2 separate regions of the Mus musculus genome follow, and region 1 is linked to region 2. The links are chromatin contacts, found by Hi-C or POLR2A ChIA-PET in ENCODE. All regions are on one chromosome and are shown on one strand. Each heading gives the region's core, a stretch centred on a gene start or an enhancer-like site at or near the end of the contact. The rest is flanking DNA. Distances are from core to core; before and after follow the strand shown. Region 1 overlaps Tspan14 (tetraspanin 14). Region 2 holds the start of Sh2d4b (SH2 domain containing 4B).

Region 1 (5,998 bases), core at 961-3,460, 50 kb before region 2:
CACATTTTCTTTATCCAATCTTTGGTTGAGGGACATCTATGGTGTTTCCAGGTTCTGGCTATTATGAGGAAAGCTTCTATGAACGGAGCTGAACAACAAAATGCCTGGAGTAACTTAGTTGGGTCTTGAGGTAGATCAGTTCCCAACTTTCTGAGACACTGCCATTTTGATTTCCAAAGTGGTTATAAAAGTTTGTACCTCCACCAGCAATGGAGGAGTGTTCACCTTGTTCCACATCCTCACCAGGTTAGCTGTCACTTGTGTTTTTGATCTTAGCCATTCTGTCAGGTACAAGATTCTCAAAGTTGTTTTGATCTGCATTTCCCTGACTGCTAAGGATATTGAACCTTTTCTTTAGGTGTTTCATGGCCATTTGGAATCCTTTGTTGAGAAGCCTCTGTTTAGATCTGTACCCGGTATGTTGATGTCTGGTTTGTTGAATTCTTTCTATATTTTGGATATTAGCCCTCTGTCGAGTGTAGGGTTAGTGAAGAGCTTTTTCCATTCTGTAGGCTACCCTTTTTGTCCTATTCACAGTGTCCTTCGCTTTACAGAAGCTTTTCAGTTTCATGAGGTCCCACTTATTAATTGTCTTAGTGCCTGAGCTGTTGGTGATATGTTCAGGAAGTTGTCTCCTGTGCCAATCCATTCAAGGCTGTTCTCTGAGTTTTGTGCAGGGTGATAGGTAGGGACTGTTTGTATTCTACATACACACATCTAGGTAGATTAGCACCATTTGTTGAACATGTTTTCTTTTTCCCATTGTATAATTTTGGCTTCTTTGTCAAAAATCAGGTGTTCATAGGTGTGTAGATTTACGTCTGGGTCTTTGATTTGATTTCATTGATTAACCTGTCTATGTTTATGCCAATACCATGCAGTTTTAATTATGGTTGCTTTGTAGTCCAGCTTGAAATCCAGAATGGTGATACCTCCAGAAGTTCTTTTATTGTATAGGATTGTTTTAGCTATCCTGGAGATTTATTTTATTTTATTTTTTAGGTCTATAAAGAGTTGTGGGGTTTTATTGTTGTTTTGTTTTATTTTGTTTTGTTTGTTTTTTGAGACAGGGTTTCTTTGTGTAGCCCTGGCTACCCTGGAACTCTCTCTATAGGCCAGGCTGGCCTCAAACTCAGAGATCTGGCTGCCTCTGCCTTCCAAATGCTATGCTGGGGTTAAAGAAGAGTGCCACTGGCATCTGGCTCTGTGTTGGAATTTCGATTCGAATTGCATTGAATTTGTAAATTGCTTTGTGTAAAATGGCTATTTTTACTATGTTAATCCTACTGTTCCATGACCATGGGAGATCTTTCCATCCTCTGATATGTTTTTCAATTATTTTCTTTAAGACTTGAAGTTATTGTTATACAGGCTTTTCATTTGCTTGGTTACAGTTACATACACTAAGATACTTTATATTATTATTTGTGGCTATTGTGAAGGAGGATGTTTCTCTGACTTCTTTCTCAGCCCTTATCATTTGTATATAGGAAGGCTACTAATTTTTTTAGGGGTGGGGTGGGGAGGGATGGGTTAACCTTTTATCTAGACACTTCAATTAGCTTCTACCTAAAAGCTAATCTTTAGGCTGGGTGTGGTTTCCACCTTTAATCTCAGTACTGGGGAAGCAGAGGCAGGTGGCAAATTCAAGCCAGCCAGGATGACATGGTAAGTTCCTGTCAACAACAGCAGCAGCAGCAGCAATAACGATAATAGTAAAGTAATAAATAATCCAGTGTTTTTTGTTTTTTTTTTTATTTCCCCTTTGGTATTTCGAGACAGGGTTTTTCTCTGTGTAGCCCTGGCTGTCCTGGAACTCACTCTGTAGACCAGGCTGGCCTCGAACTCAGAAATCTGCCTGCCTCTGCCTCAAGTGCAGGGATTAAAGGCGTGTGCCACCACTGCCTGGCAATAATCCAGTCTTTCTTCTGAGCTGATAGCTTTTGCCTGTAGCCTTTCACTGGCCTCATTGATGCTTTAAACCCACATATATTTCATTTGATGTCTTACGGTCTCTGCAGAAGCTCAGTTGGTTTTTTTGGGTGGGTCTCTGAATATATAGTTATATAGCATTGGCAGCTCTGTGCTCTTTTCCCGAAGCTTCGGTGGGGAGATTCACCTTGAGGCTCATCCAGGCTGTCACAGAATCTTCTCTTTGCTGCTTTGGGACACTGATCCATGTTTTGCTGTTGACTGTAAGCTAGGCTTGTGCACATCCATAACTCCTATATTCTCTGTCACAGGTGTCTCTGCTACCTTGGGCCAGCAACAGTGCTGGTTATGTTAGGAGTCTCTGAATTCTCTTTTTGCCCTCAGCTTGGAAGGAGCTTTGTTTTTAAGGGCTTATGTAATTCTGTAGTCATGGATTCAACCAACCACAGATTGAAAATATCCAGGAAACAAGTTGTGTCTGTCTGCACACATATATTTTTCCTTGCCATCATTTCTTAAACAATATACTAAGCAACAATTTGCAGAGTATTTATAGTATGTAAGGCATTATAAGTGGTCTAGAGATGATTTAAATTTTGAGAAGATGTGCATAAGCTACTGAGTAAAGAGTACCTTTTTTTTTTAAGATTTATTTATTTATTATATGTAAGTACACTGTAGCTGTCCTCAGACACTCCAGAAAAGGGAGTCAGATCTCGTTACGGATGACCGTGAGCCACCATATGGTTGCTGGGATTTGAACTCTGGACCTCCGGAAGAGCAGTCGGGTGCTCTTACCCACTGAGCCATCTCACCAGCCCCAGAGTACCTTTTTAAAACCACATTTTATTTATTTGTGCACTTTTGTGCATGGATATATATGTATATTTATTATAGCTGTCTTGTCTGTGTGGGTGCTTGTCAAAGGACAACTTGCAGGAGTCAGTTCTTTCCTTCCACTGTGGGGATTCCAGAGCTAGGACTCTGTCATTAGGTTTGGTAGCAGGTGCCTTTACCTGCTGAGCCATCTGGCTGGCTCTACACGGTTTTGAGAGGACCTGGCCAGGCTTTGGCTTCCTTGCCATCCCTACAGAAGTCCAGAGACAGTTCTGCACCGAACCATTTTAAGACCAGTTGAGGAGTAGCCTGAATTACAAAATTTCTTTTGCTCTTCATGTGGTATTACATTATATATATAAAAAACACACCAATGAAAACTACTTCCTAGGAGTGTACTGGATGAGCATGTGAATTGAGCAAACATACATAGTGTTACTTTCTCTTAAAACCCATTATGAGTGAAGGGGAATTTAGAAAAGGAGTCAGTGTACCTGTTTGGCATTAATGGAGGGCTGGGTAATAGGAACAAAAAAAAAATGTATTATTCGTAAATAAGTTGTGAGTGGTCCAGTTTAAAGTATAAGAATTGATGGTGGCAGGTGATTCTGGGGAGAGGAGAAGGTCACCTCTATGAAATCCTCAGACCAAAATAAAAAGAGGGTGGGAGGGGAAGAGTGGGATGAGGTTTTCCTAGACTTCTTCCCCTCTTCTTTCTGTGGACTGTCCATCTCCCTCTGTTGCTACAGTAGGATGACCTGAGTCTAGGAGACCCAGGTATTCTTGGGAATTAGTGGTGAAACCACATTTTTTCAGTTTTCCAGGCTATTTCCCTGCCCCCTGCCCTCAAAACACTGGTGGGTTGGCACAGGGAGGGAGACGTAACTAAATGGATACAAACAAAAACTAAACAGACAACAATTAGAAATCCTGAAATGTTGGGAGCATGGATTTAGCAAGTGGCTCAGCCAGTTTATCCTGGACAGATACATCCTGCTTAAAGACACAGTTTCCAAACATTTTATTTGTTCTTAATTAAGAATTACTGAGCATATGGAAAGTACCTACCATGAATGACAGCAAAACAATACAAAACAAAACAAAAGAAAAAAATCTTGAGGCAGCCTATTAAGATAAGAGAGTTTTGAGAAAAACTATTCAGACATTTTGCTTAGATTAAGAGAACTGCAGCAGTGTGAAATAAGAACAAGATAGTATTTTAAAAGGCACATTTGGAATGTAAAAAGTTGTTTAAAAATCAAGAGCTGAGCAAAAATATAGAATTATTAGGAATCAGTAGGAGGTCAAGTTAAAGTGGTTTTCCAGAAAACAGTGCTTAGAGATAGGAGGTGGATAATAGGGCAGGAAAGGAAGGGTGATTGAAGGATTAGTCCAGGTTTCCCATATCCATTAAAAAGCAGCAGAGCTTGGCAACATCATGGAGGGAAACACTTGGTAGAAAAGAAAGTCCTTGTCTTCAGGTTGGAAGCTCCTCTGCCAGTGGAACCACTTAGATGATATAGGTAAACCAGTTAACCCAAATGCTTACAGAGAGAAACATTTGCAGTCCAAGATCAGGGACAGAGATTCAGCCTTCTCTAGAATTATAGAAGGACAAGGGATGATGTCACTTTCTCCATGGAATTGATTCCCAGCCTAGAATTCTACTCACAGCTCATCCTGCACCCCACCTAGAGAACCTCAGCACTTCTCACAACACTAAGCACCTTCTGTGAGTAGTACCTAAGGAGGACTATGCATCTATCTGTCCATGTCTACTACCTTGGAAGCGCTGCTTGAGGATAGGAATAGAGCATCTGATGCATAACTTACTGAGCACAGATTTTGACAGCTGAAAAGAAAAACAATCACAGTTTGTGTGGCTTATCCTTCTGGCTCACGTGGTCATCATAATATCAACTCTGAAAATGACCACAGCCAGCCCTACAGCTTCACTATAATTAGAATGGAGAGATGAACTAGGACAAGCATGTGGGAGTGGCTTAGGAAAGGATGGGGTTGGTAAGGAATAGAGCTAAATTGCCATCTTCCTGAGTGGGCACCGAACAGGTGATGCTGAAAAGTGACAATGAGGGAATAGTAATGTAAGCATAGATATAGAGTCAATACAAGGGATACACAGATATAAATGAGAAGAGTTGGAGTCTTAGGGCATATATTGCTGAACCAAACAACCACCACGACCACAAAGCAAGTTAGGGAAGAAAGGGTTTATTTGACTTACACCGTCATAGCACTGTTCACTATTGAAGGAAATCAGGACAGGAACTTAAGCAGGGCAGGAACCTGGAGTGAGGAGCTGGTGCAGAGGCCTTAGAGGGGTGCTATTTACTGGCTGGCTTCCTGTGGCTTGCTCAGCCTGTTCGCTTTTAGAACCCAGGGATACCAGCCCAGGGATGTCACCACCCACAATGGGCTGGGCTTTCCCTTATCAATAACTAATTAAGAAAATGCCTTACAGCTGGGTCTTATGGTGGCATTTTTCTCAATTAAGGTTCCCTCCTTGCATATAACTCTAGTTTGTGTGTTAAGTTGACATAAGACAAGCCAGCACAGTCAGCTAGAAGGTAATGCCACCTAAAGTAGAAAAGGCCTGTCACTTTTGTCTCAGCATGATTGTTGATTCTTGTGTATTGTGATAGTTGATTCTTCTATTGTTTGCAAATAAAATGAGAAAAACAGGGAATAAGGAATGCAGAGCATGTGGGAAGGAGCAGGGTTTCAATAAAGTGTACGTTATTGTATACACACTGCATTCACTCGTTCATCAATCCTTTCATCGTCCATTCATCACAGCAGTCCTGGGATTTAGGGATGGTAGGCAAGTGCTGCCCTGTGCCCTAGTGCATGAAATGTCGTCCTTCCTCTCAGTAGGCTGTAGTCAGTTGGTACATTTGTTTTAATGTCTGTGACCAAAATTACAGAGAAGCAACTTAATTCACCTTGTGGGCCCAGTTCATCACAGCAAGGAAGGCTTGATGGAGATGTTGGCAGTAGGAGCATGTGCAGACAAGGAAGCTGAGTGGGATTATAACCCCAATCCCTAATGACCTACTCCTGCCAACTAGCCCCACTTCCTAAAGGCCCCAGAGCCTTCCCAAATGATCCATCCTCTGGGGAACAGTTACTTAAAACACAAGAGACAGAGCAGCAGTATCAACCAACCAGACCCTCCCAGAGCCCCCAGGGACTAAACCACCAACCAAGG
Region 2 (6,188 bases), core at 2,853-5,352:
AAGGTGGGAAGTGGACTCTGGAAATGCATGCAATTGCCGTGGCAATAGAGGCACAGGTCCCGATCGCCAGTGGGTGACGTCACTGGGTTTGGAGCCAATCTGCAAAGCGGGTTCAATGCTGATGATGAATGTGGTACATACCTAGGCACCCTTAAATGTAGCTAGATATCCTATCGTCGAAGATGTCCACTTTGCTTATCCACCCCTACAGGTTAAAGTTGTTCCCAGGGTTTTGTGTTTTATGCATGGTTCCTATGTAGGAAGGATCTTCTTTTCTCGGAGGATATTCTAAGTATTGATTGCACATATACAGGTGTAGGAACATTGAAGATTTTCCTGCCTCCCCCCAGTGGAGACAAGGTCTTTTATATAACCTAGACTGGACTAAGCTTTTGGTCCTCCACTTCGGCCTCCCGAGTGCTGGGATTATAGTCATGCGCCCTGTTGCCTGGTCAGGTTTCTTATGTTTGTTACTGTTACTATGCTTAGTAGCGGTGGGATAGAAATTGCTGTTGTCTTTCACAGAGCTCTGGGTCTGTACAAGTAAGATCTTGAAAGCAGCTTCCTCAGTGCCATTGTTCCAGGGCCGGTGGGAAGTAAGTAAGCAGGACTGTCCTGCCACTGGCCTTTCAGTGGTTGTTCACATGGGCTTGCCTGTGGCCAGGATGGTGGAGTCCTCTAGCCCTCACTGCCTTGTTGGGGACATATGTTCAGGGATGACTGAGAAGCCAAGGCAAGTAGTTTCTGGCAGGGCCATTCATCCGTCTTCCCTTGACTACAGGGTCCAAGTAACCAGCAACTGAACGCCACAGCATTTGCTCAAACTCTGCTCAATTCAACCTGGGAAGTTCTTTCCTCATCTCCCCGCCTCCTTGTTTTGAGTCAGGGTCTCATGTAGTCCAGGCCATTCTCAAACCTGACAAAAGCTAACTCTGACTCTGAACTCTTGGTTTTCCCACCATCGCTGCTCACGTTCTGAGATTAAAAGTGCGCAACACACCATTCCTACTTTACATGATACTGAGTATCAAGCCCAGGATTTTGTGTGTGTTTAAAAAATGACAACAGAAGTGCCTCCCCAGCCTTTCCTTCTTTTCTATGGATGTTTATCCAGGACTACTCAGCAGTGTTCCTTCTACACCGTGAAGCAGACGAAAACACCTGCTGGTGGTTGCTTATTATCTAGCAGGGAGACAGACAAAAATACAGCAACAAATCAATAAGTAAAGTAGTGGTTTACAAAGTTCAATGCTAAGGAAAAACACAGAGCAGAGGAAGCGAGTGGGGAGAGCCGTGAGTGCAGGGTAATGAACAAACTGAGCTGGTCTGAGAACGTAGATCCATACAAGAGCCCATACACGTAAAGACCTGGGTTTGAGTTCCAGCATGGCGAAAGAACAGGATTCATATGAACCAAGACTCGGATTCGCTAAGGAGCCAAGTGGGTCCCAGGCAGACTGATAAGCCAATATTGAGGTGCTAGGGATGTGGTGTTTGATGTGTGCACTGAGTAGTCAGGTAGTGATCGGCCCAGGGTGAGGCCAGCAGGCTGCAGTCAGTGAGACTGGTGGGAGGGGCCATCCGTGCAGATCACTGGGGATTTTGAGAACCCTGTGAGGACCCGGGTTTAGACTTTAGTAACTGGGGTTTGCTCAGGAAAATAGCATGCATTGACTTGTTTTAAAAGCAGAGTTGGAGATGTGCTTAAGCCCCGACACAAGTCTCATAAAACTGAGTGTGGTGGCACATGCCAGTAAATTCAATCCTTGGAAAGGGTCAGATGTTCAGGGACCCCAGCTACACAGCTAGTTCTAGGCCAGTATGAGGTACGTACATCTAAGGGGGTATGGAGGGGCATATCCCTGCAACCTCCTTCCAGTGCCTTCTCTTTAACACTTCCTCTCAGAAACTCTCAAAGCTTTTCTCCTGCTCAGGAACCCAGGTGCCCTCCTGACTTCCCCAGGGTAGGGAAGCCTGGCTTTGCCTTCAGGGATCTTTCTAGTAGTGTTCCTCATGTAGGCTGAATTCCAGGTGTGGTGTTTGTAGAGCACATTTTAGGAATTTGAAATACATTTGACTTTAATCATATGTGTTATATAAGACCATCTAACTTACTGTATAGCAGTCAATCCCCTATTTTCTAAGAAGAAACCAATTATGTGTGTAATTTTCTGTATGCTTCTCTTTGTTTACACAGAAATAATCAAACATAATTTCTCTCATCATTTCTGCCCTCTCCCAAGTCTACTTCCCAGGGGTCCAAACACATTTTTAAAACAAATCACACTATGGACATATCCCTCGTTTTTTGCCTTTCCACTCTTACTGCCCTGGGTGTTTTCCCCTCCTCCAAACAACTGATGTCATCATCGTTCTTCGTGACAAGAATAATGTTTCCCAGCTTAGGGACATCCAGGTGGTTTCCAGAAACTTGCACAACAGACTTGTCCGGCAAGAAACGGCGTCAGTTTGCAACAGGGACCACTTCGGCCAATGAAAAATAAAACCAAAATATAACCTGTCTGAAGATGCTGCTGCGTTCCAGTCCGGCTGCACCTGGCGTGCAGTGCTAGGGTTGTGGTCCAGTTCGGTCGGCAGGGGGCGCGCCAAGCCAGACGCAGCTTCCAGGAACACGTGGATAAGAGCACTCAAGGAGCCCAGAGTGGCGGAACCGCCCCCTTAGTGTTCCAGAAATCTGACACAGCCCGTGGCTGGGTCAGGTTCACGTATTTGGTATCAATTGGCCTCCTGCCCCACTGACCTGGGATTGCTAGGGAGCGCTCCTCCCCCGCAAACAGAGCCTCAGTAGCACTAATGGAGTAATTTCTCCTATTCGTTTACAAATCCCAGGACGCCACTGCTTTCAAAGGCCTGGAACCATTCCTCTGCTTTTAATAGTGTTTTCTCTGCCTTCTATCCTGTTCTTTTAAGAATCTGGGGACACAGAGGCTAGATGTCCTTCCTGCCTTTGGTTCACCAGTGTCCCAATTTGCTTCCCTATTGCCTGGGATAAAACGCCGACCAAAACCGGCTTGAGAGAGGAAAAGGGACTGGCCTGAGAGGAGGGTGTCTGGCTGCCACATTCGTTTTTGACCCTGTGGGCTTAACTGGAGAGACTCCGCTTGGTTCTGCTTACTTTTGTGTCAGTCTTGCAGAGAGAGACAGATTCAGACTCCGGGTCTCTACCATTTCTCTTGGTTTCCGGATCCCTCTTCCATCCCTAGGGAAGTGGAGAAACTGATACCACCAATCCAACCTGCTCACAGTGCCAGATCTTGCCTGTTTTCTCCGGATAGGGTTGCAGCTTTAAACTACGAAGAGGATGTCAAATTTGAAATCTGGGTGGAGCGCTGCTGCGGCAGCCTACTGGCTGCATAGCCCGAGGCATGCACTACCTTCCTGGGCTTTCCTGTCTGGATAAAAGGACACCTATGAACAGCTCTGCAAGCAAGCTTATTAGAAAGGGAGCCTCGGGTCTCAGCAAGAGCAGCTCCTACCCACCTCAAAGCAGAAGCCTGGACATTTGTATTAAAGCAGACTAGCAAGGACTTGGACAACAAAGATATCAACAACAACCTCCCAAATGGCCCACTGGGGAGGCCTGTCTTTAAGCACATGCAGAGTTTAAAAGTCTGCTCTAGGGAAAGGAAATGATGTCATCTTTATGGTCATGAGCACTGTGGTAAGGTAATAACCCCTACATTTCTTCTACTGATTCCATTTTGTTCGCCAGTTTGAATCCAAAACAGATAGGAGGGAAGGCATTTCCTCCCCAAGGCACTTTAAGAAGTAATAACATTATCTTCCAGGTGCCCTGAAATGAGGAAGGTTGCTCATGGTGAAGCAGATACAGTTGTGGCACCTGGGGTCCCAGAAGCTTTTGAAAGTTGCATAGGCCTCTGACATTGGCTCAAAAGACATGGAATTAGTAGGCAAACAACTTCTTCCCCACCCCCTCTTATCTGCAGGGGAGGGATCAGTTCTCAGCTGGCCGGGCCAGTGTCACTGATACAGCTGGTGTCATTGTTACCTTCCACTAACAGATCACTCGACACCTCCCGACCCAGGTGGATTTGGGTCTGAGCAGATGTTTGGAGCCTTATTGTTGTAGAAACCCCAGGTGAAGCCACAACACTGCTGAAATGTGGTAATTTAATGATAAGTGATCTTAATAGGAAGCCAGGACTAGACAGCTCTCTGCCTCTGCTACCTCTCAGAGCCCCTTGGTTCTTGCTGCTTGGGTGAATAATGCTGTCCTGGCCGATATGAATCCATCATTGGCTGGGAGCTGAGACAGGACAAAGATGCTGTCCAAGGAGAGGTCATCTGGAGTGACTCCAAAGTGAGGAGCTAGGGCAGAATTGGCTCAAGGCGCTGGCCTGGCCCAGGGATCTTGTGTAGCCTTGGAGTTCTGACTGGCTGCACTCCGGTGTGCGTCCCCCACAGCATCATGCTGCAGCAGATCCTGCAGGACATGTACATCGACCCGGAGCTGTTGGCCGAGCTCAGCGATGTGCAGAAGCACATCCTCTTCTATAAGATGCGAGAGGAGCAGCTGCGGCGATGGAGGGAACGGGAGGCGTGGGATGCCCTGGCTCAGGCAGAGGGCCTGAGGCCCGCAAAGGTCAAGAGAGGTATGTGGCTTGGGGGTGGGGGTGGGGGGCGGGTCACCAAATCTTAACTAATAATGAGAAAGTTAACGAGTCAAGGCTGGGTTCTCCTTTCGTATGGGCACTAGTGTGATAAAGACTGGGGATTTGGAAGCCTTGTGCTGGGGCCTTTAGTCCCACTAGCTTGGGTTTCCAACCAGGATTATAGAAGAATGTGGCAGGGACTATGCAGGACTCAGATGGGCTGGGGAAGTGTAGACTTCCTCACTTCAAAGAAGGCGCTGTGGAATCTGATGCTTGACAATTGCATGGTGCATAACAGAGACCATTGTCTTCTTTCTTTTTCTGATTCTGGGAATTGAGTCTGAGGCTTTGTGTACTCTACTAGTAAGGTATATGCCCAGACCAAGGGCATATTCTCTACCCTTGAAAGACCCACAAAGTGAGGACTCTCCCACGTTCTGACTCAGGAGAGGCGACACCCCAAAATCCCCCACAAGAAACGGTCTTGTTGCAAACTGCAAGAGGATTTTTATTCAAGAGCGCTCTCCGGCCCACAGTCATACACCACGCAGGGGTAGAGGACCACGGCGGCCCGAGTAGCTGGGTAAGGGGGTATTTAAAGGAAGAAACCACAACTCAAGGAAGTGGGGAGGGCGTTGTTGGAAGATACCAAAGATACCAGTTAAGAGTCACAAGGAATACCTGGTAATTGTTAACTCTCAAGACAGCTTCTAAGAGCCCCTAACTATAGCACATTTGCATTGCAGGTTCTGGTAATGGTCAGGGTGACTTTCTTTGAATGAGCACTCTTTGAACCCAGGAAGTGGGTGGGTGGAGGAATGTCGCTATCTGTTTTATGATTAGCATACCTTTACAAAGGCCACATTCCCAAGCCTGGGCCTAAAGGCCTAGAATTCTGTTTTTACTTTGTTATACTTTCACCCTCAATAGCAGTTCTAGTCAGAATACATTGAAGATAACTAGGTCCTTCCTCCCTGGCATATAGACTCTGATTCTCAGCTTAGGTCTCTACTCTATATCACAGCCCACAGTGTACTCCACAGCCCACGTCTTCATGTGAGAGGATGCTGTGGGTTGTGTTTATAGTCCCACTGCGCATCTGCCAGAAGGATGCCAGAAAATTTCCTCGCATAATGAGTCATCATCTCCAAATGGCAATAGCAACTTCCGGCAAGAAGCAAAGACCCAACCTGTCTTTCAGGTACTTTATATTCAAAGTCATTTGTCAGTTAAAGCCATGTACTGGGGCTAACAGACCTACTTGGGACCTCTAGCCAGCATCAGGTGTGCTAAGGCACCTTGCACATTCTAGATTCTGCTACGGAGACTAGCTTTTGTGTATGTTGTACACACTTTATGGTCCCTTTGAAAACATTACAATAAAGTAAATGCAGAGTCACCAATAATGTGCTGGTGTTGCATACATTAAGTACAGAGATCAATGAAGCATTTTCTCTTGGTGTCATTTAATCAAGAGTGAGCCCAGATTTGAATCTTCTATATCTCTGCATCTTTCATTGCCCTCTGTCTGTTGTATGGGTCTGATTATGTGCC

What was found. Hi-C counts contacts between places; a loop is a spot of excess contacts on that map. ChIA-PET counts read pairs that join two places held with the same protein, here RNA polymerase II (POLR2A).
Region 1: a map of heart shows a loop between it and region 2 (5-fold over the local background). The contact joins the enhancer-like site here to the promoter of Sh2d4b in region 2. A Hi-C loop is called at or near these places in 1 of 37 maps with a recorded cell type or tissue (heart). POLR2A ChIA-PET finds 5 or more read pairs at or near these places in 4 of 5 experiments (Patski and embryonic stem cell).

The regions. Positions count from the first base shown.
Region 1 is chr14:40,939,607-40,945,604 of GRCm38, reverse strand. The region is part of intron 1 of Tspan14 (tetraspanin 14); the gene reads left to right. Among named protein-coding and RNA genes, the nearest start is that of Tspan14, 24 kb to the left of the region's middle. Within about 2 kb of position 2,210, at least 1 of the 3 ENCODE cell types and tissues checked has a DNase peak (open chromatin) inside an H3K27ac peak, as active enhancers do.
Region 2 is chr14:40,891,228-40,897,415 of GRCm38, reverse strand. It overlaps Sh2d4b (SH2 domain containing 4B), which reads left to right and starts at 4,102. Exons shown (of 8, transcript NM_177816.4): 1 at 4,102-4,634. The coding sequence starts at 4,451.